2 separate regions of the Homo sapiens genome follow, and region 1 is linked to region 2. Evidence: chromatin contacts called from ENCODE Hi-C data. All regions are on one chromosome and are shown on one strand. The core of a region is the stretch at or near the end of the contact, and the rest is flanking DNA. Distances in the headings are between cores, read along the strand shown.

Region 1 (3,137 bases), core at 436-2,935, 2.2 Mb before region 2:
TTGCAGAATGAGGAAGGGTGGCATGTGTGAGTGTGGGGAAGGAAGAGTTTGGTGGGGAAGTATCTGTTGATGTCACTTACGTGAAAAAGAAAAATAATAATTTTTTTCACTTATGGGATCACTTTAGCGTTCAAATTTTGTAGGAACCACTCAAGCTTCTAGGAGCCCCAAAATAACCCAGAGGACCACCGCTTTTCACTTAGGTTGCATAAATGCTTCATCAAAAGGGTTAGAGGATGCAGATTGTGTTTTTGGTTTTCTGTTTTGGATTTTGTTGTGTTTTGCGGCGAGGGAGGGTCCACTTTTCTCACCTTATGAGTTCTGTACAATTGGAACAAACACATCAACCCTATAATGAAACTGTCACATTTCTCCCTCTATTTTATTTTTATTTTTGGCACTATGAGGGGCTTCTTTGAGGGGAGCACATTCCCTCTTGGCTTCAGGAATCTAATGCAATGTGATTATCGGGCTATTTTTTCACTTATCCATTTTCATCACACTGCATCCATAATAGTCCTGTCGTTCAGTTCTATTAGAAAATGACCTAGCTTGTCTCTGTAGAGACAAAGAGGCTCAGAGCCAAGCAATTAATCCTGACACAGGATCCATGTGTTCGTGACAACCAAGAGTGCCTGTGATACTTTCATTGCTAACAAGGTGCCAACATTTTTAAATAGACCCAACAGAACTCATGAGGAAGTATCTAATTCAGAAGAAATGATGATAATCATCATAATACCGTAGCAAGTAAGCAGAAGGTCTTTCTTCATGTTGACAAAGATAAAATTTACATAAACATCTATTCTGTGGATGTGATAGGGCTGGGTATCATGAGCCTTGGGGACTCAATAAGAACAGCTTGAATTTCTGAGGGAGATATCAGGTATTTTAGGATTTTCTCATATTATTTCAAATCTGGAAATAATAGGTGTGTGGCTTTGCCCTAAATTCCTGGAGTCTCTGTGACTGCATTGGAAGGATTGTGCAGTGTTAAAGCCTCAATGATAACTAAGAGATGAAATCCAACCAGGCATAGAAAAGGGAGATGGTGTATGTCAGTGATTAATACCATATTTTCTTTTTCTACAGCAAGAAAAGCCTAGGCTTCTCGAGCCTTTGGATTATGAGACTGTCATTGAAGAACTTGAAAAGACCTACCGGAATGATCCTCTTCAAGATCTCTTGTTCTTCCCCAGTGATGACTTTTCAGTAAGTCTTCTCTTCTCAAGCCATTTAGATTCAGGAGGGCCCTACACATTGGGTCATTGTCTTTCCCTGTAGATTCAGAGAGTCCAGGCCTCCCTGTGGCCACCCTACATCTCAGTCTCTGCAGCAGGAGTTCACATCCTATAATAGAAAGTACCCCAGGGCCCCCTCAAGTTGAAAGATTGGAGGCTGAGTGAGTCAGTGGCCACTGGGGACTGGGAGGAGGCCCAGGACACTGCCCGGTTCCAGCTGGCACTCGTGTGCCTGCCAATGTCTGGGTTTCTAACCACTGCCTTACCTGGACTCACAGAGCACTTCCTCCCTCAGCCATTTCTAACTGAAAGCTTCCAAGCAACTGAAACCAACCAATGGCAAAGACAGGACTCCATTAGCACAAAAGATGCAGTTCTTAAAAATCACCCTTAATCTTGGTTTGTCTTTCATAAGGAGATACTGACACCTGGGGGCAAAGAAAGGTAGGCTAGAACATCTTCATGGAGAGATTGGCGGTCTCAGATAGTCCCCTTTAGGACAATGCACACTACCACACAGACAGCCTCTGAGGATAGTAGAGATAATGAATGAAAAGGAAATTCGCTTTGGAGACAAACACAAAGTTGTGGATGGTGAGCACCCACATGTTCCAAACATAAAATACTGTTACCTTGTGGTCTTAAATGTTTTTAAATTGTGATCTAATATCTAACTGTCAAACAGAGATCTCAATGGGCAGCTATTAAACTTTCCTGTCTCTTCCTAAAAGAAAGGTGGTCTCAGACATCACAAACTTCAACATCTTAAGGCAAATAAAAAGGCAGCTGAAGGGTATCCCTGTGAAACAGCCATTGTCCATGCAAACCTCTATCAGGGAGCATGGGTCTCAGTGCCCACACATTCCTCAAGCAGCCTCAAACTTCCATTTTCTCTCTTACTTTGAGGGCAGGTCTGGCTTCTGGCTTTTAAAGAGTTTTTTTTTTTTTCACCTTCCTCCATGGATTCATGAAAAAGAAGGTATATGGAAGTTAATGATTTTCTGTTTCAAGTGTGAAGAATCATGGAAAAAAGGAGACAGATTTGTAAACAGAAAGAAAGAAACTCTTCCAATGTTTTTCAAAATTTTAAACGGCTTCCACTTGAGTGCTGGCACATTTTGAGAGAGACTTATCTCGTGCAGAGATCTCATTTCCGTGGTTGGACTAGGCCACTGGAAGTTGAACTGCAAGCATAAAGTTAAACCGCATTTTTTTAAATTCCACATCCTCATTTTCATTTTTCAGACTGAAGATTAACCTGATGAACAGTCTTTTTCTTTCTTTCTTTCTTCTTTCTTTCTTTTTTTTTTTTTTTTTTTACCGAGTGTCACTCTGTCACCCAGGCTGAAGTGCAGTGCCATATTCTTGGCTCACTGCAACCTCCTCCACCTCCTGGGTTCAGGTGATTCTCCTGCCTCAGCCTCCCAAGTAGCTGGGATTACAGGTGCATGCCACCACACCCGGCTAATTTTTGTAATTTTAGTAGAGATGGGGTTTTGCCATGTTGGCCATGCTGGTCTTGAACTCATGACCTCAAGTGATCCACCCATCTCGGCCTCACAGAGTGCTGGGATTACAGGGGTGAGCCACCACGTCCAGCCTTGAACAGCCTCTTTATGTCAAACACCACCAAAAATCATGAATCCAGGAGCATCTTTTCTCCTAGTTATGTCCTTCAAAAATATGTCAAATGCTACTTCAAGGCCTCCCAGCTCAAAAAGAGAGTGGAGGATGCAGGTAGATGGGCTGTAAAGTTTTGGCATCTTCCCATGCTCATTTAAATTGAGGAGTGTCTCTGATTACTCCTTGATCTTTATCATTCTTGGCAGCGTAACAGACAATACAAGAATAACTCTTTGTTTTTCCAGTGTGAACATTCCAATAAATACACTGAAC
Region 2 (3,419 bases), core at 920-3,419:
TAATTTCTGCTTCTACCCATTAATAATAATGAAACAGTATTTTGTTCATTTTTCCCCCTATTTATTCAGGTTCTTTATGAAACAATACATCACTTCTTAATTCTATTTTATCAGTTAGCAGTAATGATTGGCTGATTTTTTTCTTGCATTCAGCATGATATTCAGAAGCATTAGGAGTAGGAACATCATTTAGATACAGCCCCTGACTTCAAAAAGCTAAAAATCCAGAAGAGAAAATAAGACATGTTCACACATCATTATAATGTAGGGTAGATCTTGATGCCACCATGAGAGAGCCACCATTGACACCAGGTTCCCGAGGAGCCAGGTCACCTCTGCTTGGGTGAAGGGGAAAGCAGGAAAATGTATTCTGACTTTACAAAGCTTTAGAGAAATAAAGTCTGGAGTTCATTAAAAACTGTTCAAATCTTTGGGCAAGGAAAAGCATATAAGCTGCAAGGGAAAAATAAGCAATTTCCTTAAAGCCCCCCAAACAATCATTGTTTAACCACAAGGCACATTTTTTAAATTGGATACTGAGATTTTTAGAAGACTTAAGCAATACTCTGGGCAAATATCTATAACTGCACTCAAGTTGACATCCATTACACCTACACTTAGACTAATGTTAAAACACTTTAAAAAATTCAGTTCCCTCTAAACTGATACCTTTTGCTGTCATGGTTTCAGTTGCAGCTATAATTGTGTAAGGATCTGCTGAAATGACAGCGTTACATGTTTTTAATGAGGCTTGATGGTTTGTGATAGAATAAATACTTCAACATAAAACCAAATTCAATTTTATTAAGTTATAACTTACATACAGTAAAGTGAGGGGGTTTTTTTGGTTTTGATTTTGGTTTTTTGTTTGTTTTAAGACAGGATCTCACTCTGTGACCCAGGCTGGAGTGCAGAGGTATGGTCACAGCTCCCTGCAGCCTCAGGCATCTGGGCTCAAGTGATCCTCCTGCCTCAGCCTCATGAGTAGCTGGAACCACAGACACACACACACACACATGCCTGGCAATTTTTTACAGAGATAGAGTCTATGTTGCCCAGGCTGGTCTTTTTCTTTTTCTACTTCTTTTTCTTTTTTTTTTTTTTTTTTTTTGAGACAGAGTCTCACTCTGTCACCCAGGCTGGAGTGCGGTGGCACGATCTCGGCTCACTGCAACCTCCACCTCCTGGGTTCAAGTGGTTCTCCTGCCTCAGCTTCCTGAGTAGCTGGGATTGCAGGCGCACACCACCATGCCAGGCTAATTTTTGTATTTTTAGTACAGACTGTCTTGAACTCCTTAGACCTGGGCTGAGTAGCTCACACCTATAGTCCCAGCCTCCCAAAGCGCTGGGATTACAGATATGAGTTACTTAGCCCAGCTCTAAGTGTGTTTTGATGAATGGAACACTTTCTGTTGTGATCCTCACAGTTAGCTATTAGCACACTAAAGAGCTGCAAAACTGAACAGAGAGAAGCTGTCTAGGAATCAGTAATAATAGAAACCAAACATTTCAGCACATCCTGTGTGCTCAGGCAGTAGAGTTTGCTATTTACATGAATAACCTCAACTACTTCTTTCATTCCTACAGAAAAGGCACTTTTATAATCCCTACTTTACAGATGGAGAACCTCCAGCTTGGAGAGAAGTTTCTTGGCCAGGGTCACACATCCAGGAAGCGGCTTCCAAACTGGACTCTCCCTGAGCCAGCTCTACTAACTTGGGGGAGAATTTCGTCCCTTTCTTGCCTCTGTCACTAACTGGTTTTGTGATTTGGGGAAATGGATTCATCCTGGAGAAGGCTGGACTAACCCTCTGGTCCCCAGATGCCTCTAGTTCTCTTCCAGATCCCCACCATCCTGGTTCACAAGTGGAAATAAAACATTCTGACCAGTAGTAGCCCCAGGGCTGAAAGTCTCAGACAAACAGCTCTGGAAGTTAAAGAAACAAGCAGAAATGCCACATATGCTGGGACATAGCCCAGATTGCTCCCACGCAAACTCTTCCTTCTTTTTCCCACCCTGAGCAGCTGGCACAGTGGCCAGTACAATGCCATCGAGCAAAGTTCAGGAGGCTAAAGAAACACATGGTGAGGAAGTACATTCGGCCCCAGGCCAGCAGAACAATGTGGCCTCTATCTTCTGTTCTGGCTTCTCTGGTCTTGTCACATCTTCACAAACCATGAACAAAGAGATTTGAGTTGGCTGAGCCACCCTCGTTCTCCTGGCTTACATCACATCACCCCATTCGCTTCCTCCTCCCGCCACCCCCTCTCAGCAATGAAAGTCGACCATTGTCAGGTACGCTCAGAGGAAAGTGTATAATGAGAATGGGGAGCTGGGAATAATAAGGATGCTTATTCTCTGCAGCAGGAGAGTGAGTCTGGAGCCCTAGTTCCAAATTCTGACTCTGCTACCAAATGGCTGTACGGATTGGGGCGCTGAGATTTAAATCTCAATTTCTGCATTTGGAAGATGAGATTAATAATAACTTCAGAATGCTTCTGTGAAAACCAAGAGAGAGAGAATGCACATAAATGCCATAAGTAAATCCCAGAGTATGGCTTCCTGGCATATTTGACTTGACAGCACTGTGAGGAAAGGATTAGATTTGCACAGTGATTTGGGTAAACAGGTAAAGAGGCCCAGAGGGAGTTTTCACTGCTCTGGGACTCTGGTAGCCCTAGAGACTCCTGCTACTCCAGTCCTCTCTTGCTAACCCCCAGGATTGAGGGGTCAAAAATTCATCGCACTTGCAACATCTGTGTGTCAAGGCACACCTCTTCAGGGGCTCCATTATAAACTGTCTTACAAAAGTATGAATTGAATGGAATGATCACATTGATGTGAGTAAATCATTTTACCTCCCTTCACTCAATACTGCCTAATCACTGAGACCACGATATCATTTGTAAAAATAACCCAATGGCATATTCGGACCAATGGTGAGAGTAGGGATGCTTTTGGTTGCAAACATCAGAAAACCAGATTGATCTTGGCTATATTGCTCTTGCATAACAGGGACACCTAAGTTAGTTACTGGTGTTTGTTTGGGATATATCGATGCCAGGGTTTTGGACTGTTGTCTTCATAACTCCTTTGGAATTGCCCTCATGGTTTGCTAAGATGACCACAGACAGCTCCAAAATGATATCATCACACTGTTCAAAAGCAGGATGCAGAATCTTTCTCCTTGTGCACTAACCTCCCATCAGGCAGGAGGAAACATCTAGAAGCCCCTAAGCAGACTCCCTTATATCTCATTGGCCAAAACTAGGTCACATGGGCATTCTTGGCTGAGAGGAAGACAGAGAAAGCAAGTATCCAACTCGTTTAATGGGACACCAGCTGGGGGGATGGGAGGGGGTTTTCTGAGGAGTCAATTACTAGTGTTTGACTAAAGCTATGCAAAGTATTTCTGTTA

The links. Hi-C counts contacts between places; a loop is a spot of excess contacts on that map. Pooled maps may share reads with other maps.
Region 1: a loop to region 2 is called in a map with no recorded cell type, with 4 times the contacts of the local background. The contact joins two enhancer-like sites. A Hi-C loop is called at or near these places in 2 of 37 single-sample maps with no recorded cell type and 1 of 50 pooled maps.

What each region holds. Positions count from the first base shown.
Region 1 is chr2:224,929,624-224,932,760 of GRCh38, reverse strand. It overlaps DOCK10 (dedicator of cytokinesis 10), which reads left to right. Exons shown (of 56, transcript NM_014689.3): 2 at 1,093-1,212. Among named protein-coding and RNA genes, the nearest start is that of MIR4439, 79 kb to the left of the region's middle. Within about 2 kb of position 1,685, at least 6 of the 41 ENCODE cell types and tissues checked have a DNase peak (open chromatin) inside an H3K27ac peak, as active enhancers do.
Region 2 is chr2:222,732,846-222,736,264 of GRCh38, reverse strand. No RefSeq gene overlaps it. Among named protein-coding and RNA genes, the nearest start is that of MOGAT1, 63 kb to the right of the region's middle. RefSeq lists a silencer at 1,881-2,175. Within about 2 kb of position 2,169, at least 7 of the 41 ENCODE cell types and tissues checked have a DNase peak (open chromatin) inside an H3K27ac peak, as active enhancers do.